Regions from separate parts of the Homo sapiens genome. Here region 1 is linked to region 2. The links are chromatin contacts, found by Hi-C or POLR2A ChIA-PET in ENCODE. All regions are on one chromosome and are shown on one strand. Each heading gives the region's core, a stretch centred on a gene start or an enhancer-like site at or near the end of the contact. The rest is flanking DNA. Distances are from core to core; before and after follow the strand shown. Region 1 has its middle 120 kb from the start of ATL2. Region 2 overlaps CDC42EP3 (CDC42 effector protein 3).

What was found. Hi-C counts contacts between places; a loop is a spot of excess contacts on that map. ChIA-PET counts read pairs that join two places held with the same protein, here RNA polymerase II (POLR2A). Pooled maps may share reads with other maps.
Region 1: a pooled map shows a loop between it and region 2 (4-fold over the local background). The contact joins two enhancer-like sites. A Hi-C loop is called at or near these places in 1 of 37 single-sample maps with no recorded cell type and 3 of 50 pooled maps. POLR2A ChIA-PET finds 5 or more read pairs at or near these places in 1 of 52 experiments (T-cell).

The regions. Positions count from the first base shown.
Region 1 is chr2:38,258,544-38,263,808 of GRCh38, forward strand. No RefSeq gene overlaps it. Among named protein-coding and RNA genes, the nearest start is that of ATL2, 120 kb to the right of the region's middle. Within about 2 kb of position 3,233, at least 3 of the 41 ENCODE cell types and tissues checked have a DNase peak (open chromatin) inside an H3K27ac peak, as active enhancers do.
Region 2 is chr2:37,651,026-37,656,636 of GRCh38, forward strand. All of the region lies in intron 1 of CDC42EP3 (CDC42 effector protein 3), which reads right to left. Among named protein-coding and RNA genes, the nearest start is that of CDC42EP3, 18 kb to the right of the region's middle. RefSeq lists enhancers at 1,235-1,424, 3,047-3,256, 3,924-3,983, 5,381-5,500. Within about 2 kb of position 1,251, at least 22 of the 41 ENCODE cell types and tissues checked have a DNase peak (open chromatin) inside an H3K27ac peak, as active enhancers do.

The DNA of each region.
Region 1 (5,265 bases), core at 1,983-4,482, 610 kb after region 2:
CCTCCGTGTCTTTCCATGACTTGATCGTTCATTTCTTTTTAGCACTAATTAATATTCCATTGTCTAAATGTACCACAGTTTATTTATCCATTCACCTGCTGAAGCATATCTTGGTTGCTTCCATGTTTTACAGTTATAAATAAAGCTGCTCTAAACATTTGTGTGCAAGTTTTTGTTCATTTGGGTAAATACCAAGGAACATGATTGCTGGATCGTATGGTAAGGGTATGTTTAGTTTTGTAAGAAACTACCAAACTGCTTTGCAAAGTGGCTCTACCGTTTTGCATTCCCACCAGCAATGAATGAGAGTTCCTATTGCTCCATATCCTTGCCAGTATTTGGTGTTGGCAGTGTTTTGGATTTGGATTTTGGCCATTTTAACAGGTAAGTGGTATGGCCTTTTTTTTTTTTTTTTTTCTTTTTGAGATGGAGTATCACTCTGTTGCCCAAGCTGGAGTGCAGTGGCACAATCTTGGTTTACTGCAAGCTCCACCTCCCAGGTTCAAGCGCTTCTCCTGCCTCAGTCTCCCACGTAGCTGGGATTATAGGTGCCTACTACCATGCCTGGCTAATTTTTTGTATTTTTAGTAGAGATGGAGTTTCACCATGTTGGTCAGGTTGGTCTGGAGCTCCTGTCCTCAAGCAATCCATCCACCTCAGCCTCCCGAAGTGCTGGGATTACAGGCATGTGCCACCATGCCCGGCCTCATTCTTTTTTAATGTCATAGTTTTATGACATGGGCTGCAACATTCTTCTAGAGTCTGCACTTCATTTGATATTTGTTTTTCCTACTACTTTCCTTCTTTCTTCTTGTAACATCTTTGTATATTAAAGATCCTGTGATGGCTCCTTTTTTATTACTTTTTACAGAAACAGTTGATTTTTTTTCCTGTATCAGCTTTTTGCTTTCTTACTCATGTGATTTTCCTGTATTAGCCAACCAATTACGGTGAAAATGGTGACACAGAAGGACAGGGGGAAATGGGGCAACTCATAGTTCCTTTTCCCTTCAGTTGTTCTTTTTCCTTTCCTTTTCTTTCAAAAAAGAGAGAGGGTCTTGCTCTGTTGCCCAGGATGGAGTGCAGTGTTGCAATCATGGCTCTCAGTCTTGAACTCCTGAGATCAAGCGATCCTCCCAGCTCAGCCTCCAGGGTAGCTAAGACTACAGGCCTGCACCACCACGCCAAGCTAATTTTTAATTTTTTTGTGGAGATAGGGTCTCACTATGTTGCCCAGGGTTGTCTCAAATTCCTGGCCTCAAGTGATCCTCCCCTCTCAGCCTCCCAAAGCACTGGGATTACAGGTGTGAGCCTGTGCACCCAGCTCAGTTTTTCTTTACTCATCAGTAAGTCAAAGGTACAGACTGTTGGTAGAAAGTCCTCATACAAAAAAATGAAATGAAAACAATCTGAGCTCATTTTGTATAGCATTTCCATTGTTCTGGCAAACACAAAATATATATGAATGTACAAACTGAGAAATATAAATTGTATAATTTTAGTGATTCTGCGTAAAATTTAAATGTTCTTCTATTTACATTTAAAATTGCCATTTTATGCTAATATCATTAAATTTTAATTTTTCTTTTCTTAGAACAACAATAAATTTTAAAAACTTCATGACAAGTCGAGAGGGAAAGTACAGAGGAAAGGAAGGAATTTTATGTTTTAGTAATTTTCACATCATTTTTCCTTGATTTTCGAAGGAGGGCCTTGCATTTTCAGGCCCTGCAAATTATGCAGCCAACCTTGCATAGGAGGTTAGTGCTGGAAAGACCTTAGAGATTATCTAGCTCAATCCATTCATCAGACACAAAAGATGGACTGAGAAAGATGAAATGATATTTTGCTTAGGAAATTAAAAGGGGAGAGTAGGATGGGAAAAACTTCCTCCATCTTCAGATCTTCAGGAGTGAACGGTGGTTTCACTGAAAGACACTAAGTCCACGGGGAGCCGCACCTCTCAGATCTGTCTCTTTGCAGGTTGTCTAACGCCCACTCCCTCCCGTGTTGATCTGGGCTTCTCTCACATTAGAGGGCAGTAGAGCCAAGTACCCAGATCCTTTGCAGCTGCTGCATATTTTGGCCCCACGTCCACCATCCTGGGTTTCCCCCTGTGGGTGTCCTTCCCACACATTCAACATCCAAGCAAGGTCCTACACCACCAAGAGAGTCCCGCCAGCCCTGGGCACCTACGGGGACTTCCAGTGGACACGTATTCTATTCTTGGGAACTTTCGGTTTCTAAGAAGTCCACAAAGCCTTTAAAAGTTTGGAAAAAGAGTTGAAAAGAATCGTAAGAGGTAGGATTTAGAGGAGAACGGGGAGTCCCGATGCAACGCCCTGAGTCTTCCTCCCTTAGACAACTTTTTCCTTCCTGTGAAGACAGTATGCAAGGAAAAAAAGAGAGTGCTAGAACTGAATTGGGAACAATGTAATGTCTTTTTCTATTGCTCTGGCAAAATCCTTGCTGAGAAACTGAGAAGTGTTGATTCTGAAAGCTTTTTTAGAAATTCTTTCCAAGGCAACTTAATTCAACAACACATTTAACAAGAGTCTTTTGTCAGACATCCTGTCCTCTGATATTTTAGAAAACACCACACACACACACACACACACACACGTGCACATGCATGTATGCACACACACTTTATTTTCACTTTTCTTCCCATCCAGCCCAAGGCATGCCCAGAGCACAGCAAAGCAACGCTTGGAGCTTTGAAAGGACACCATGTCCTTTCAAAACATGATTTTGAATTCCATCCTGCCTTCTCTCCACCTACATTAAAACTCTTGAAGGACATTTTCTTCTAATACTGTCTTTTTTGGGACTTCTTCATGTTGCCTGCAAATTATCTCTTTTCGAATCACAGCGTTTTGGGCACAGACCATCACTGCCCACGGAGTGATGAAGCAGACCGGGGCTGTGGTTACAGAGTCAGAAAGAAGGGTCTCCTGCCCCAGGGACCACCACACCCTCTCCCAGCATTCAAGCTGCCCAAGCTTTCTCAGAAAACATCTTTCCAGGCCATCACCAGCAGCGGGTTTTACCAAAAACGTCCCACTCTCTGGCTTCCTTGCTGATCTGTGGGCCTTGCTGGATCCACCCGCTCACGCACGGCCCTCCCCACAGACCTCTGCCTCGGCTGGATTCTTCCCTTCCACTGGCTCTTATGTGCTGGACTTCTGGATTCTCATTTGCTTCCTGAATTTTGTCGCCAGGACTCAGAATTCAGTCCTCCTGTCCAGTTCTGCTCTTGCGAGAGCCAACTCACATGCAAGCCCTCAAATCCTTCCTCATTGCTCTGAGGCTGGTTCTGGAGCACTTCGGCAGGGCCTGTATTCTAGCATAGTATCATAGTGCTTGCCTCCCCCACTAAAATGAAAATCAGGGACAATGACTCTTTCTCCAGGCCTCCTCTTCTACCCAAATACCTGGTGCTGGACTGGTATGCCGGCACACATTAGATGCTCAGTAAATAATTGCTGTCTAAAACAGATGTTCTCCACTGCAAGCACAACATTCCTTGTTAACATATCTGCACAAAAACCCAGAAAACAAATGTGGTTGTAACTTTGATTTCAGTTTGACAAACGTCTTTCAGTTGTGTTTCCAGAACGCCTCTTCCATCAACTTCAAAAGGCTGTGAACCGGGAGGCTGTCACACACGTAAGATCCAAAAAGCCACGTGGACTGCTCTGCCCAGCTGCAGGGCACTAGGGGCTGTTGTTGAGCTCTGAACAGATCCTGGGATTATTTATAATTGAAAATCAGACTCTGAGAGCCTTTAGAGTCATGAAGGAACTCATTATTCTCCTTCCCCACGTGCTTCTCCTCTGTTTTTCCCACCTCTGCCTCTGACCTGACATCTGACCACACTCACAGCAGGCTCTTCAGATCCCCTAGGCCTCAGAGCACCTGTGCTTGGCAAACAGCTGCTTTCCTGCTGGACTGAGACCCGCAGACCACCTGCATGCCCACACATACCCTTCTGACTGCAATGGAGCATCAAAGACTGAGAGCGAGGACCGGGTGGCCAGCTGAGGCGGAAACTCCGCCAGAGCTGACTTATTCCCAGGCTTATCTCAGCAGGGGCCTGCAGAAGTGGGGACACGGAATTGAGGCCACTGTGAGTTTTCGGTGTAAGCTTAGTCCCATTTCCAATCCACATGATCACCTCCCTGCCCCCTCCCCCTCCACATTCTTGGCCTGAGCCAGTCCCTCCCGTGAACACAGCAAAGGCCAGGTGACCAAGAAAGTGGAATAATAAAGGATTTTAGACTGGGGGAGGCAACTAATGGTCTTCTAAGCCAGTGAATAAAAAACTGTTTTAGCTGCCCAACCCTTTCTTCAAAAGAACCTTATTGGAAAGTCAAACAGGCAAAACCTATAAAAACCCAGAAAGAACAATCCACACTTCTGCTCTCTGGTTTTGCTTCTATCTGGCCATGATGTTTTCATCATTTTACTCTTCTGCCTTAGCTCCCTTTCATTCCTGACAAGCAGAGGCCTCTGACATCTCTGAGCCCAAACATGGGTACAGCAGTGCCTCTGAAGCCAGCAGTGCCAGACCAGCAGCAGAACTTCTCTTGCCCATCTGGGAATGGTGTTTACTGAAAACCAGAGAAAACAGGCACATTGATGAGTCCATCAGTTAGATTATTCTTTCTTGAGAGTGGCTGAAACCTGTATGAGTTTGTTCTCACATTGCTATAAAGAAATACCTGAGACTGGGCAATTTATAAAGAAAAGAGGTTTAATGGGCTTATGGTTCTGCAGGCTGTACAGAAAGCATGGTAGCATCTGCTTCCAGGGAGGCGTCAGGAAGCTTCCAATCATGGCAGAAGGTGAAAGGGGAGTAGGCATCTCACATGACAGGAGCAGAAGCAAGAGAAGGACGTGGGGGAGGAGCCACCCACTTTTAAACAGCCAGATCTCACGAGAACTCACTCACCATCATGAGAACAGCACCAAGGGGATGGTGACAAACCATTCGTGAGACATCTGCCCCCATGATCCAATTACCTCCCACCAGGCCCCACCTCCAGCACGGGAATTACAGCTCAACATGAGATGTAGTGAAGACACGGATCCAAACCATATCAAAGCCCAATACAAATAAGTTTAATTAAAATGGGGCTTTATTGGAAGGATAGTGGAACATCCACACACATACCTGGGCTCCCAGTAACTAGAATCCAGCCTCAGTGCCATGATGATCCCTCTTTCTCTGTCTCTCCTCTCTCATTCTCTCCAGTAGAGATG
Region 2 (5,611 bases), core at 1-2,500:
TCAGTTAAGCGTATCCTTCCAAATAAATACTACTCAGATCTAACAAAGGATGAAGAAGTGCTTAATATGCTCATCCGAGAAGAGCCCAAAGATGTACATCATCAAAGGAAAAAAAAAGAGGTGCAAATGCGTGTATTTATATTTGTACTGGCTTATCTATAGAGTATTTCTGGAAACACACAAGTAATAATAGTGACTGTCCACAGAGAGGGGAAGTAGATGGAAGGGGAACAGGGTGGCAAAGAAATTTCACTATCCTTTTATGATTTTGGATTTTCAAATCATGTTAATGAACTGGCTATTTTTTTTTAAATCACAAATATATAAATGTGTATGCAGGGCTCAGATTAGGCTTTCCTGGAGAGCCAATTTTATACATGGCTGTTAGGTCCTGAAAAGCCTACTATGAGTTACTGATCATAACACAAACATCAGGAAAATGTGTCTAAAAGCAGCATCTGCAATGGCAGTGTGTGGGTATATGAAGACTTCACAAAAGGCCTGAGCCACGTCTCCCCTGACCCTGGCTATGGGACAGATCACTTTTTGCTTCTGTGATCAGGCCTTCACCAAAGAGGCAGCATGGATCTGTACTTTGTAAAAGGGAAGAGATCTCAGAAGAGAAACATTTGTAGTCGGAAAGGAAAGTGAGAAAATTCAACAGGTGGGAGAGGATGCAGGAGGAGCTGCTGGCCAGGGCATGAGCGAGGAGGGAAGTGCAGGCAGGTGGAATCGCCTGGGCCCGTGAGGACAGCAACTTGTGCAAGGGTGACTAGTGACACACACAGATAACCTTTGATGATGGAATGGGCCTATATGCCATGACTTGAAATCCCATCCCTCCTCATCATTTTAAGAAGACACCTGGGGCCGGGCATGGTGGCTCAAGCCTGTAATCCCAGCACTTTGGGAGGCCGAGGCGGGCAGATCACAAGATCAGGAGATAAAGACCATCCTGGCTAACACGGTGAAACCCCGTCTCTACTAAAAATACAAAAAATTAGCCGGGCCTGGTGGCAGGCGCCTGTAGTCCCAGCTACTTGGGAGGCTGAGGCAGGAGAATGGCATGAACCCGGGAGGCGGAGCTTGCAGTGAGCCAAGATCGTGCCACTGCACTCCAGCCTGGGTGACAGAGCAAGACTCCCTCTCAAAAAAAAAAAAAAAAAAAAAAAAAAAGAAAATAGAAGACACCTGGGTTCCAGGAGACTGCTGGTGAATGACCAACACATCAGAACAGTCAGCATGAGTCAGGGGAACCCCAGGGCTTTGCGTTCTGCCCAGAAGGAAGAAGGATCTGCTTGGAGGAAGGGATGCTGGGAAAAGAGAAAAGGAGGAGCTAAACAGGAAAGGCTTACAGGCCGGAAGCGAATTACCAGACTACAACTAGGGAGCGGGCCCTCCTGGGTGTTCCACAACCCAGATGAGAGAATTTTAGCTTTCTGTCTCAGTCAAAACTCTCAACACCAGCATTAACCTGTGGGCACTGAGCCATCTGAGGGTGCTGAGCACATTCACTCGTGTCTGTCCTTTCCTCATCTTGAACCCCTTTCCTGCAACCAAGGGTCAAGTCATGTGGTCACCCAGGCTGGAGTGCAGTGGCATGATCACAGCTCACTGCAGCATCGAAACCCTGGGCTCAAGCCATCCTCCTGCCCCAGCATCCTGAGTAGCTGAGACTACAGGTGCACAACACCATTCCCAGCTAATTAAAAACAATTTTTTTTTTTTTTAGAACAAGGGGTCTTGCCATGTTGCCCAGGCTGGTCTTGAACTCCTGGCCTCAAGTGATCCTCCTGCCTCAGCTTCCCGAGCAGCTAGGCTTACAGATGAGCCTCACCATGCCTGGCTCTCTAGTTTTCTTGCATTTCTCTACTCCCACTATCTTACCTAAATCTTAAAAGACAGACAAAGGTTCTTATAGTTAGCCCTTTCTCAAAAACCTTGACCCTGAAATTTGAACTTCCCACAATTATTCCTGGTTTCTTTCTAGTTCCACAAACTTTCTCCTAGTTCTTGGATCATGGTTTGTTCCTCTTTCCCTTCATAGATAACACTGGAGATAACATTCATCTCAGAAGTTAGATTCCTTTAAAAACAAATGCTCTAGTTCCTGGGGCACTAGAGAGAAAAGATTTGCCAACAAAAGGGTCCAGCTTGCCAGTCAGTCATGTGGCAGGTCAGAGAGAACACATGTGGCAGGCAGACAGGTGGGCACAGTGCTGCTGAGAACGGACATGCTCCCTTACAGGTTGTGTGAGAAATCCAAGAGTTTCAATACACAAAAGGACCGGAGAGGAAGCTACGGCCCTGGTTTTTATAAGGAAGGAAGAGAGCCGGGTTGCACTAGGCTAGACAATTCTAGTTTCTTGTGACTGACTGAAGCGTAAATGACAGTGATAATGATAGAAATAATCACAGCAGTAATAAATAATTTGGTTAAGAAAAAAACTGAAGCGGTGCTTTGCTTCATTTCTTACCATCTTTTTGGCAAACAGAATGATGCTGAAAATATCAAAACAGGGCAGCAGCCAGGAGGAAGGGAAAATCAAGCGGTTTTAAAAAATGACAGACAGAAAAATCAGCTCCTAAGTTACTTAGAGTTGATGCACTGGCAACTTACAGGACTCTGAAAAGAACCAAGGAGTTGGGATATTTTTAAAATTCCATTTATTTTAAAGGAATGTTTGGTTTGCCTACTAATTGTTTTTAGATTAATTCTTAGTGGAGAGAAAAAGTAAAAAAAAAAAAAAATTGCATCCTGCAAAACAGGTTGCAGTGTTAATTTAAAACACACATGTATAAAAATGGGCAGGTGGGTTGAGGGGTGCTACTGCCCCCAGGGACCTGCGGCTCTGTTCTTTTCTCCTCCTTGCAGGAAGTGAGCCTGCATCCGACTTCCCCTTTCTGGCTCGGTTGTCACATCCTTCAGGGACATTCCAGCTTCTGATCACTTTTCGCTTTGCCTCAGCACAGTCGCACTATGCGGCCAGTCACGGCACCACTGCACTACTGCACCATCTGAGCCCCATGCCAGAGTATCCAGCGACTCCTCCTGCATGTTGGAACCAACAGTCCTAGGGGAGGATGATGACTCGGCCAAGTACCCTCCGCCGCCTCCCTACCCCCAACCATCTGTGGGCTATGTCTCTCTGCTGCCAACCAGAAGATAATAATTCCACTGTGCCAAGCGCCCAGAACATGATCCTAGGCTCCACATTTAGAAGGGATAAAGGCTACCTGGAACATGTCCCCGCATGTTCAGAGGGAGGCAAATGGGAGGAAGTGAAGGAGCTCGATTAGGACATGTGAGAAGAGGCTGAAGGAATAGAGCAGCTTAAAGAGAACTCATAGAAAGAGAAAACTAATCTTAAGGGATCTGAAGGATTCATTTAATTGTAATGAAAAGGAATTAACTTGTTCTGGGAGGCCCTAGAGCTACCAAGCAGAAACTACAAGGAAAGATTTTGGCTCCTCCAAGTAACAGCTCAGGTTTCTCAAAAGATGGAATGGGCTGGGGTGGGGAGGGGACAGCAAGTATGGCCATGGGATGAAGCTCTCACAGAGGGGAGGGCGGTTACCCTGCGCCTCCCTGACAGTGCGTGAAGGGAGGTGTTCACGTTCCCATTTATTCTGAGTTTCCTGTATGGGAACACGATCACTGCCAATTTCCTTGTAGTCCCATGTCACTTTTCCATAGAAAAACGCACACGGACTTTCCCTTGAAGAAGCTTTCTCTTTGAACACGGCAGTCTTCTTACTAATATAGAAATGACCAGCCAATCTTTGGGATCAGAAACACTAAAATATTACTACAATGTGGACGCTCATGTCAATCCTTTTACAAACCTCTGTAGGAGTGCTTCTCTGAATAATTTTAAAATTGAAGGGGAAAAAAACCCCATAGTGTTAGATTTTCATTTAAGTTCAATGCTGAATTTCTAAGGCGGAAATCAGTGTAACCAGAAGCACCCAGTAACCCGAAGGGGATGCTTTTCATATTTTCAGTCTGTTTAACTCCACCCATTTGAGAAGATAAGAAGATGCCTTTTCTATTTTTAGATTCTTACCCTCTCCCCATATCATCTAAACTGAGGACATAGCTCTAAGCTTCAAGACTATGAAACTCTATTAGCTGGCTCCCCAGCTGCTGAGCTCTGTTATGCAAATGAACTTAGCCAGAACGAGCAGGCGGTATTTTAAAGACCCATTCAAAGTCTGATACATCTCACCTTCCATTATTTTAAAGGACTTTCATTTGTGATTCAGCTACAGCTTGAATTTATTGTTCTTTTACAACCCTGATTATATACAGACCCACAAATACCATATGTGAGACTCAGTGCTAATTTGTGTACACGTCTCATTTTTATGGGATCTAATTTGAAAGATCTCTTAGAAGCAAAATTGGAAGACAGAAGGTCCACCTCACATAGCACCAAGTCTGCACTTTTGAACAGAGGCCATTAGGACCTTTTTTCCTATAAAAATGAGTTACTGGGGAAGACTCAATGTGGACATAGAACTCTGGCAGTTACAACAAGGCAGGAGGAGGGCAAGTCCTCTCATGCCTGGTTCATTTATCAGGACGTGTTGTACATGGCACCAGGGCTGGTCAGAAGCACCCAGGCAGGCACTCTAGTTTCATGGATGTGAATCTCTGATAAGGCCATTGCTGTGAACTGCTCACGTGTTTCCATAACTAATGGATCTGACTTGGTCTGTGATGCTGCAAGGACAATATCAATACAGGAAGAGAACTTGACTCTGAAGTTTTCAGCAGTATTCAGCCAGGATATTCATTCTAATCTCTGCTCAAAAGCAAGGAACTTGCTCTCAGTTGCTCACAAAATATTAATATTTAAGTCAGCAATTATTCTATGCAGTACTCCAGTTCTGGTAATGGTAATTTCAAATGATCCCAAATAATAAGCTGACACTGTCCAGAAATTCAGATTATGGTCATTTAACCCATACTACCTTGGAGGGCAAAGTTCCTAGCCATTTGCCTTTAGGCCACATTCTCAAGTTCTCTGATGGGGTAAAGGGACAAATACAGGACTTCCATGCTATTCTGCCACCCTGCTAGGGCTGTCTACAATAATCCACGTTCCTTGGATGGGCTGAAACATGGCTTTTCTGTATGATACCAGCACTGGCTATATGTGGAATCTGGTAGTCGTCATTCTACTCTCAATCTACTTCCACTACCAACATCCTTGCGTTATTTGTATATGTGTTACTACAAATATATTTGTTGAATGATTTCCCTCTAACTAGGCTGAAAGCTCTTCTGTGGGCATGAGCTTATTCATCTTTTGCCTCCCACAACACATGGCCCACAGTGAACTTCAAATTCACAAGTGTTAAATCCATAACCCCTGCTAGACTTTCCATCATGAGAGCCAGGTTGACTTGCTCCCGGGGGCCAAACCCTAGAGCAAGTCTACAGAGGCTCTCTGGAAAGTGACAAATCTGAAATGCTTTGTTCTCTAAATAATTTACACCTGTGAAGAGTACTAGCTAGCATGAGTGCTTTCTGTGGGCCAGGCAGGCATGTAATGCTCAGAGCATACCTCTTAGGAAGCAGTCTTAGATGAAGCCTGTGTCTCCA